Linked DNA regions of Homo sapiens: region 1 is linked to region 2. Evidence: read pairs that join two places in POLR2A ChIA-PET (ENCODE). Cell type or tissue: GM12878. All regions are shown on one strand. Links, peaks and the distances in the headings refer to the core of each region. The heading gives the core; the rest is flanking DNA.

Evidence for each region. ChIA-PET counts read pairs that join two places held together with the same protein. Peaks named below come from ENCODE experiments on the same cell type or tissue, not always from the same donor. Only the 100,000 strongest peaks of a DNase experiment are listed, where the experiment ranks them.
Region 1: POLR2A ChIA-PET joins it to region 2 with 5 read pairs; 4 of 35 experiments call an interaction of 5 or more read pairs at or near these places.

The regions. Positions count from the first base shown.
Region 1 is chr1:46,672,635-46,678,008 of GRCh38, forward strand. It overlaps TEX38 (testis expressed 38), which reads left to right. Exons shown (of 2, transcript NM_001145474.4): 2 at 239-960. The coding sequence ends at 822. It overlaps EFCAB14 (EF-hand calcium binding domain 14), which reads right to left. Exons shown (of 11, transcript NM_014774.3): 11 at 2,525-5,374. It overlaps EFCAB14-AS1 (EFCAB14 antisense RNA 1), which reads left to right and starts at 1,402. Exons shown (of 3, transcript NR_038828.1): 1 at 1,402-1,585. In GM12878, for the core only: no CTCF peak of the experiment used is centred there; no DNase peak of the experiment used is centred there; H3K27ac peaks cover 824 bases.
Region 2 is chr1:46,539,792-46,545,165 of GRCh38, forward strand. It overlaps MKNK1-AS1 (MKNK1 antisense RNA 1), which reads left to right. Exons shown (of 8, transcript NR_038403.1): 2 at 1,139-1,218; 3 at 3,903-3,977. Among named protein-coding and RNA genes, the nearest start is that of MKNK1-AS1, 3.8 kb to the left of the region's middle. In GM12878, for the core only: no CTCF peak of the experiment used is centred there; no DNase peak of the experiment used is centred there; H3K27me3 peaks cover 613 bases.

The DNA.
Region 1 (5,374 bases), core at 89-5,088, 130 kb after region 2:
ACCTAGCTTTTGTGATCTGTAAAGAGTTAAAGGTGGTGCTTAAGCTCCCTGGAAATCTAGCTTTGACTGAATAAGGGAATGATGAGGCAAGTCAATAAGGGAGGGAAGGAACGGTGAGAGTAGTTAAGTGGATGGAGCGATTGATGCATGGGTTAAGTGAAAGAGGAATGAGAAACAGCTCAGGCCCCAAGCTACAGCTATCAGCCAGCATGCCTCTTTTTCTTTCTTGCTGCCTTAGTGTGGGTCTCATTGTACTTTGGAATCCTGGGGCTGTGTTCTGTGATAACTGGAGGGTGCATTATCTTTCTGCACTGGAGGAAGAACTTGAGGCGGGAAGAGCATGCCCAGCAGTGGGTGGAGGTGATGAGAGCTGCCACATTCACCTACAGCCCATTGTTGTACTGGATTAACAAGCGACGGCGCTACGGCATGAATGCAGCCATCAACACGGGCCCTGCCCCTGCTGTCACCAAGACTGAGACTGAGGTCCAGAATCCAGATGTTCTGTGGGATTTGGACATCCCCGAAGGCAGGAGCCATGCTGACCAAGACAGCAACCCCAAGGCGGAAGCCCCTGCTCCCCTGCAACCTGCACTGCAGCTGGCTCCACAGCAGCCCCAGGCCAGATCCCCATTCCCACTTCCCATCTTTCAGGAGGTGCCCTTTGCCCCACCCTTGTGCAACCTACCCCCCCTGCTGAACCACTCTGTCTCCTATCCTTTGGCCACCTGTCCTGAAAGGAATGTTCTCTTCCATTCCCTCCTGAATCTGGCCCAGGAAGACCATAGCTTCAATGCCAAGCCTTTTCCTTCAGAACTGTAGCCTCCTCTCACTGAAGGTGGGAGCTGCAGGAATCAGGTGCAGAGTAGGAAATGGAACTAACCTCAGGAAGGTGGTATTGACAGAGGTCAGGACCCACCTGGATGTCATGCTATGAAACATTAAAAGAAAAAAAAAAAAGTCCAAGGCTCCCTCGTTTCTCATTTGCTGTTAGGAAGGCAATGTCCTTCCTGTCTGATGGGGTCACTTTGCAAACCAAGTTGGTTGCTGAGTCTCACCAATATGAACTGGCACTGGTGGTTGGCTGTGGGGAGACACACTGAACCAGTACTTGTGGATGGACTCAATATCCCTCTGTTCAGTATTTAAAACAAAAATGTGTGCCAGGCCCTGGCCTAGGTACCCCAAGGCACTGGTGTTCTGTGGGATGTGAAGCACAGCTGCCACCAGAGTGATAGCTGCTGAGGGTACGTGAGCTATGTTGATTTACAGTCGCTATGTCACAGGCAAAATGAGTCATCACGAGCCCTGTGAGCCACACTGCACTATGGGCTGAAATGCATTCTTTGTTATTATCTATGATGTATGCAGCTCTTACGTGGTTGCCTCTTTACATTATTTCTAATAATTCACAAGAACACTGCCAAATGGATATCATGATCCTCCTCTTATGGATGAAGAGACAGGTTCCAAGGGCATATGCCATACCTTTCTTAGTTGCAGAGCCAGTTCTCAAATCTACATCTGCCTTGCATCAAAGTTACTGGTATGAAAGTTATTGATCATCAGTTGCTTGGCATCAAAGGTACTGATCTTCCCACCATACGCCATAGTGCCCCTTCCCTAATGATATGTCGTGTTAGAAAACACTTGGTGAATGCTTCGGATTGTATGTAGGGTGTCATTAAGTTGGTCCATGAACTGGCTTGGAGGAAGGGCTGGTCAGTGAACTGCCTAAAATTATACGTAGACATATATCCATAGTTTTTACCTTTCCTACAGGAATCCATGTCCCCCTCCCAAAAGTTAAGATCCACCACATGGGAATATTAATAATTTTTGTACTTCTGGAAATGGTTCTAAAAGGTGAGACAAAGATAATACTGCCCATTTGGCTGCAGTTTTGAGGTAAGAAAGCCCAGCTCTATCACAGGATATGTGTTTCTCCCTTTCCTTTTGGAAATGAACAAATCCTCTCATTATATTTGTAAATAACAAAAGCTTTATGTATAGTCATTTACATAATGACTGAGGGGGAAGGTCACCAGATTCTGTGTTGCGGGGAGGGGGGGAGGTATCCAGAATCTAGCAAACATGTAGAGTTATTTTTTTCTGTGTGTGAAAAAGTTTTAGCTTGTGTATGACCCCTCTTTAGCAACGGATTTTAAGCTTTTTTTTTTTTTTAAGGTGGTGGGACATTTATGGCAAACACGCTTTTATATTGACTCTCAAAAAATAAAACAGGCCTAAGTGGAGCATCTCGGGTAGACACAGGGGCAGGGCTCACTCCTGCCTCACCTCACCCCTCCCATCCTCTGGATGCAAAAAGCCTGAACCCTGCAGCCTTTGCTTCTTCAGGCCAAATATTGCAGTCCTTAAGGCAGACTCTTAATTACTTTGGGCCCACCATGTGTTACTCCTTGCTTTCAAAAGGTGTAAGGCGTCCATAAATATAGAAATCAAAGCAGATTTTTTTTTTCCCTTAAAAATCGCAGGGGAGTGAGAGAGGCTTTAGTCAGACACATTGAGAGAAAAAAGAAATTTTTTTATTTAGCTAAATTAAAATGGCTGTGTTACTTATTTGAAATATGCAAAGCTCAAATCAAGTCATGGAAACCCTGAATTCTCCCTAAACAGAACCAAAATTGCTTATACATTACCAAAATAGCTTCACTAAAACAAAGTAGATTTAAATTTCTTAATATGAGAAAACAACAAGGTAGGTTAGGTTCGTATAACAAACAATACACGCTCTATAAAGTCTCAGGAATACCCAAATGTGTTCTGGTTTGGATATGAAAGAGGGACCACTTCTAGCTGGTGTTGGTAAGCAAGCCAATGAGGTGTGCAGCAAACAAAACCTGTCACTAAAAACAACTCAACAGGCCATTATGAGTATGAGCCCATCACAGCCAAAATCCTCAACTGTGACCGGCAGGACCAGCAAGGGGGGGTGTTGAAGGGGTTATGAACAGCAACCATAAAGAAAGGAATCTCCAACAGAAGGGACAATGGCCAGCAGTAGGTGAAGGGAACCCATTCTTCAGCTCTGTTGCATCATACACATTCCTGAGGGTCAGGCACCTCTGCCTTTTAGATGACACCACAGTCATCTAGAAGTCAGGTTTTCTCTTCTTTTGGTTCTTCTTTTTATATGCTACCTTTTTGCCTCTCTGATTTATGGGGAGGCTCTTTTAGTAAACATTATACAAGATAGTACAAGGCAAAAGAAAACAAGGACCAAGAAGCAGTGCTTTGAGTAACTTAGGAAAGCAGCAGTAGGAGCTGCCAGACTGAAAAGGTAAAAGGGTTTAAAACCAAAACCAAAACCAAACTCACTATCCAGTCTTCCTCTCAGAGATGAGATATGGCTGGTGAGGCTTGACTACAGCTAAATACAAGTCACAGGCTTAGTAAGTTAAGACAACATACAAATAAAAGTCCCAAATTCACACTAAATAATAGGCTTATGGGATGCTTAAGCCAGTGAGTCTGCTCAACTCAGAAGAAAGGAGTTCAAGATACCCTACTTTTGCCTGGAAGATGTACTTTCTCAGGCAGGATGACAAAAATATTCATAGATCTGAGAATGCAGTATAAACACCTCTGCCAAACTTGGTAGGGGGAGAGGATGGTACTGTATACTGGCTCAGGGGTGATACTAGTCAGACAAGCACAAGGTAGGAAGAACAGAAGATAAACCAAAAAACAAAATGGATTTCTCCATGTATAGTTATCTGATGCAAGGGAAAATACACACAACAAAGAGTTAAGGTGTCTTCAAAGTATCTGCCTATGAATAAGAATTTGAAACTAAAAAGGACAAGCTACATTACCCTCAAGTATATTTCATATAAATCAGTTCTCAAAAAAATACCTTCCAGGTACAGACATACTATTTATGGTACAGTATATACAAATATAGCAGTATAATTCAATTTATTGCTAGAATTTTATTTGGTTGTTAGAAAATCTGTAAGGGTGTATATATATTAAAAAAAGGTGTGGGGTGAGAGTGGATGGAAGGCAGTCAGAAGGGTGAGAGTTATTTTCAAGTTACCTAAAGTGCCAGGCTAATTTGTTTTAACCTTTCCAAGAAAGTGAAACTGAGCATAAGCTATAATGAGATAAGGGGACACATTCATGGGAAAAGACTTCATCTTGCTTTAACTAAATTTTAATACTTCTGGAAAAAAAATTTAAGTTTGGTTAATACCAAGCTGAACATCATGTAAAGAAAAAAAAAACAGCCCTTAAATGTTTAAGGGTACCGGACTGTATCCATGGTGAAGGGCAACCTGAACAAAGTTAAAAAGGAAATGATCTCCACTAAAGAAGTCTGTGGCATGACAGCTTTCTCTACTTTCTCCCTGACTTGGCCTATACCAAAGTTAAGTTTTTGTAGTTTTTTTTTCCCCTTTCAAGTTGTTGCCCAAAGACTGCTTCTAAGAACAACACAGCAATTCTAGACTCAACATACAGGAGACATGGAGGTATTATTCCTTTCAATCTAGGGATCTTTCATGCCAGGTCCACAGAAGCATTTAAAGGAAGTATTGTACTTGATTGTATTAGATTTGAAAAACTTGCTACCACCATGTGAAGGCCCTAGCTCCAGGCCTGCCCTGCTATACTTTGGCATCCTTTGGGTAGAAAGCCTCTAGCTACTTCTGAGCTGGTAATGGTAAGGAAACTGAATATTATTTCACATGTTTCATCTCACAGCCTTTTTGGCTTTAGTCATCCCCCAGAGAAACATATTAGGCTCTTGGTTAGCCTCTAGGTAAAATCTCAAGGGGTATGGTTTTCTGGGTCAAAATTAGAAGCACAGCTCTCTTCTAAAGCTCTGGGTGGTCAGTGTGAGATAATGGCTGGGGGAATTTAGCCCTGCCATTCAAATGGAGATGGTACTGGTGGTGGGAGCCAGCTACGGCTTTAAGACAGACTTAAGTGGGTGGGTGGGGAAGGCAATCTAGCTCACTCAGCAGGGAAAATGGAGCTCCCCAATGGATAACTTTTTATGCTCATAAACCCTGAAATAGTACTAAAAATGAGAAAAATCCCCAAGACTTCTCTGATTCCCAGGTTGGGATTAGCTGAGGGAATAGGAACAAAGAACCAGAATCCTACTTCCATGAGCCATGCCTGGAGTCAGTATTGTCTCCAGTGTCTACTCCCTGAAATCGGTTCCTCCAGCTACCAGGACAAACCCCCTGGCAGCGCCTGGGCCTTTGAGGGATACCTTATGGAGACATGGATGTAGTTTCAGCTGCCACCTACACCAGATCAGCAATTTTTAATAAGTCATTTGTTCATATCCTGTTCAAAACCATTCTTCCTACTTTCCACACAATATGCACAATGCTTTCTTTCA
Region 2 (5,374 bases), core at 115-5,114:
AGTCTCTGTCTGAAGTCCCTTCAGGTCAGCAGGTCAGCCTGCACCCCCCTCTGCCCCCAACCCATGGTTCTGGGATGTTTGTGTTGCACAAGAGCAGTTGCTTGACTAGAGGTAGCTGCCAGGCCTCTTGGCTCCAGATTCCTGGTCCAAAGGCCCAAGAACCTCTGGGCGTGGGGGCTTCAGTCCAGACATCAGCCAGGGGCCCCAGCCCCCTGTCCTCCATGGGAGGCTGAGCCCCTCACTTGCTCAGTCTGAGCTCTTTACCGCTCACTATGAACTCCTCTGTTCCTTTTAGTCTTAGCCCTTCTGTTCCCTCTCAGTCCCTGGAAATCTGGGCCAGCCCTCTTCCCAGCACCCGCATCCTCAGGAACCTCCCACATCACTCTTACTCATCGCCGGCTGGGGCTTATTCACTACCTTGGGAGCTCTCAGCTTCTGCCAACTGAATTCTGCATACCCAGAGCCCAAAGAGCTACCATCACCCTCACCCTAGCCAATCCATGGGCCTGTCCTCACCATAGACACAGGCATATATACATGCATACTCACACATGTGTCCATGTGCGTGTGCGCGTGCGCGCGCGCGCGCACACACACACACACACACACACACACACACACACACACACACACACACAGTCTCCAAGCTGGAAACAAGGTTTGAGGATGAAGCCTGAAGGCATGGCTTTCCAGCTCCTGTGTCTGATTCCTGGGATCTATCATCTTCCTCTCTGAGCCCATGTGCATGCACGAACACACACACACAGACACACACGCAGTGACCGGACATATCCAGAAATACAAACACAGATGCATAGATGCATTGCACACAGACAGTTGCAGACACAGGCCAACATATCACACACTGTCAGTTGCCTGCCTATCTGGTGGAGATGAGCTGCTGCCCTGGAGACTTCTCCTTGCCTGGAAGTGTGATGGTGGAGGGAAGGTGCTTGAGAGCAGGAGCCCCTGGGAGAGGTGATGGGTGAACAGGAATTCCATTCTGGCTTCTCTGATGGTGCCTCCCCATTCACAAGGGGTCTCCATGCTGGCAAAAGGCAAGCACTCACCATTCCCGTCACTGGGGCTCAGCTTTGCCATTGGTAAAGTGTGAGATTGATCTAGATGGTCTTTGCAGGCCCTGCAAGCTCTGGCTTCCAGCACAGCTGAGAGGCCCCAGTGGCACAAGACTCCGAAGGCTTCTTTGAGCGATCACAGGTCTGTGTTGGTTAGACCAAGCCTTTGTAACAATCCAGGCAAAGATGCTCCCTTCCAGTCCTTCCTGGTGCTCTCGCACTTCCCCAACAGAATCCTCAGGCCACAGTCCCCAGCAGGGGTTATATAGGTGGCCAGACTGGGATCTCTAACCTCAATCTGGGCCTCTGCGTCTACCCTAAGCAACTCAGCTGCCTGGATCCAGCCGGAGGGGTGGAGAGAGAGGACTTCAGACTGGCAGGAGTGGAACTGCCCTTCCTGTCTGTCTCCTTCCCTCCAAGGCTCTGGAACTAGCTCCACTTTCCTCTCCAGCCTGAGGAACTTCAGCATCTTTTGCCCAACGACCCAACCCCTCTGGCCTCTTAGTTTCTTGACTTCTCATCTCCAATGCTCAATTCCTTCATTCCACCTCAGCTACACTTCCTCATACCTCATTACCTTCAGGACTTTACCACCCTTGTCATCACCCTGAGCCATTCCACCTCTGAGAAACTCTGACACCCTACTCTCGACTGTAACTCCACTGCTACCTCTGTACAAACACGGGTACAGCACAAACACTGTTCTAAGCCATATATGTATACTTTTTTTTTTTTTTTGAGATGGAGTCTTGCTCTGTTGCCGAGACTGGAGTGCAGTGGTGCAGTCGGCCCACTGCAACCTCCGCCTCCAGGTTCAAGCGATTCTCCTGCCTCAGCCTCCTGGAGTACCTGGGACTACAGGTGCGCACCTGGCTAATTTTTGTATTTTTAATAGAGACGGGGTTTCACCATGTTGGCCAGGATGGTCTCAATCTCCTGACCTCATGATCCACTGGCCTCAGCCTCCCAAAGTGCTGGGATGACAAGCATGAGCCACCGCGCCCGGCCGCCTTTTATATATATTAACGCATTTAAGTGCCATGACAACCCTTAGTTAGCACTACTGCTGTTGCTAATTTATGGATTGGAAAACAGAGGACTGAGAGGTTAGAAGAATCGCCTAAGGTCACAGACATCATGGTAATACAGGGCAGAGCTGTGATTCAAACCTAGGCTGTGTGTCTCCTAAATCTGTGCCCTTCATAACTCCACACTGCCTCTGGCTGTAACTGTTCTCTGATCTCATGCAAACCCTGAAACTCTACAGTTTTCTCCACGATACTGTTGCTTCCAATTCTGTCTGCATCTATCCAAGAACCCAAACTGCCTTATTTCCATTACTCTCTTGTAACTTCACTTGTCCCTTTGTCCTTCTGCCAAAGCTGCCAGCAAAGCCTCAATTGCAACAGTCTGGCTTTCTGCCACCTCAAGTCTATGCCTAAACTGCCAAGCCTTGTAGGTGAAAAAACCACAGCGGGGCGGCACGGGCCCTTTGTACATCCACATCCCTGGCATCACTGTGGTCCTTAAGGATCCCGGGAAACCTCCCACTTCCTAGTCTGAGCTCACCAACCCGTCACTGGACTGTACCTCCCACTGGATGCACCTAAGAAGGCCTCTCCCATCTTGAAACAAAACCCTTCTTCAACCCCACATCTGCCTCCAGCTAACACTCTGTCCCTTTCTTGAAAGCACTGTCTGCAGTATATATCTCATCTCCTTGTCAAGAGCCAATCCACTCCAGTCTGGTTTCTGCCCCATCACACCACAGACTGCTTTCACCAAGGCCACCAGCTGACTCCTTTTTGCTGAATTCCATGAACACTGTTCAACCCTTAGCTAACTTGACCTCTCCAGAGCTTGGGACCTACTGAAGCCTCCCTCCTGGAAACATACTCTTCCCCTGGGATACAGTTTCCTCAATTTCATCTTCGCCCACAGAGCCCACAGACCCAGCCAGAAAATCTGGGCTTCATCCTCAGCTCCTGTCTCCTGAGGCGTCCCTCCACACATTTGCCATCTATCACAAAGCCCTGCAGACTCTCCCTGCCAAGCATCCCAGAATCCATCCCTTCCTCTCTAGTCTCACCACTGCACCATCTCTCCTCCTAGGATCGTCATGGCTGCTGCCCAGCCCTGCCCCCCTCCCCACCCCCACCTTGATTTTGCTCTTGCAGGGCTGACCTCACCAGGTGTGTGAGCTCCCTGTGCCTGAGCCCTGAGCCTACTTTCTCTTCCCCTGGCTGACCCCAGCTCTACCTTCAGAGTGCAGCTGGGATGCTGCTTCCTTCCTTCCTTCTTTCAGATTTCCAAAACTCTGCAAATCAGGGCTCTTAAACTCCCGATACCCTCATGGTGCCATGACTCCTGTGTCCAGGTCTGCAGGCCCCAGCCATCTTCCTTGAGGGCCAAGATTATGTCCACCTTGTTTGTTGCAGTATCCCCAGCGGGGGGGCGGGGGGAGGAGCGGTGCCTGCCACTCCCCAGGTGAATATTGGTTAAATAAATGGCCCAGTGAATACTGGTTAAATAAATGGTGGGGGAGGCATTGGTCAGAGAGGCGTTTTCTGCCCTCCTGGCTTCCCCTGTCTCGGATTTGAAGTTGCTCTGTGCTCTCTTCTCTCCCATCCCCTCCTCACTTTGGGCCTTGGGGAGGATGTGGAGGGGACAGGTGAGATTCTAGGGCAGAGTCCTACCCAGTTCAGAGCAGGGCGGGGTCAGAGTGGAGCAGAGGAACCCCCGAGCCAGCGGCCAGTGCCTGCGGAGTGTCTCCCCTTCTCCTGCTCCCTCTCTATCTTTCTCACCCCTGTCCTCTCACGGCTACAGGTTCTTGACCACTTGTCTGGGCACTGCTCCTGTCTCCTGGAGCTCAGGCTGGATGGAGTCTCTCCCCTAGTTCAGGTAAGCGTCCCCTCAGCCCCCTCCCGCCAGCGTCCCCCAGCTCCTTCACTTGCCTGAGCCCGTCCGTGGACACTCCCCTGCGGGTCCGACCAGGCTGACCCTTGAGCACCCTGGGTCAGCAGGAAGGAAAGACCCCGAGAGCGCAGGACCACCAAGAGAGGCCGGGCCACCTCCTCCGCCGTCCGCTGACTTCTAGGGGCTGGGCCGGCGCACAGCAAGGGGGTTGGAGGTGGGGTCGCCCTCTCCCACGCGGCTGGGTTTCCAGGCGGTGTCCTGGGCCGAGCCGCTTGGAGATCCTAGATCAGCATGTGGGTGGGAAAGGGCGCCCCGTCCTGGGCCCCCCCGCCCCTGCGCGCAGAGCAGAGACGCGCAGACCCGCTCCCACTCCGCTTGGCTCCCTTGGAGCAGCCCCGGCGGCGGCAGCGATGGGCTGGGAGGGGCCGGCACGCTGGCCTGCGCGGGTCCCCAGCCGCCTCCCGCCACCCGGAACCCCTCTCCTTCAAGCGTTGACCGCCGACCCACAGCTCCCCTTCAACCCGGGGCGAGCGGGGTTCTTACCATACACCTCCCCTCTCCGCTCGGTTCCATCCTTCTCCCGTTCTCCTCTAGGCTTCACGGTTTGCAAGCACCCTTGCAAATAACTCCTAGCCCACCCACACCGTCTCGTCCGCACTTTCCGAGAGCCAGGCACGGATATATTGCAACTCACTCTAGGGCAGGGGGCAGGGGTACAAGTCGAACTGGCTCTGCCTTCAACTTCAAATGGATTCTTCTTTCTGGAGCGGGGCTGGAGCTGTGGGGCGGGGGAGGGGGGATTTTTCCAGGGATGGACTTGTTTTCAGCACCCCTTTCCCAATCAACCACCAATCCTGCACCCTAGAAAGGGGTGTGGACATGAGCCTGTCTAGGGAGTGACTCTATCTCCTGGTGGTGTGTGTAGGAACTTTTTGGGATGAGGGCTGGGGAGGAAGTGCTGGGCAGCAGGCCCACCTCAAGGCTGGGCGTGTGGGAGGGAGGACTGAGGTGTGCTGACTTTCCAGACCCTGGAAGAGTTCAGCTGAAAGAGCATCTCTCCAACCTCTGCCTTCGTTCGTTTACTCATCCATTCATAAACCCTACCCGATGTGACTGTGTGCCAGGCAGCCTTCATGCTGACAGTGGCCCTGTGGGGGAGGGCTACCATATCCTCCCTTTGCATCTGGGGAAAGCCAGGCTCAAGGCCCCACAGCCTCTTGCCCCAGCCCCTGGGAACCAGGATGTGAGTTTTATCTCCAGACTCCAGCCCCAGCCTGTGCAGTCCTCCTCCAGGTTGGCCCAGCAGGCATGTGACTTCAAGGAATCTGCTTGGACCAAGTACTCCCCACCTTTAGATCACTTGTGTGTTCTCAGCACCCAGC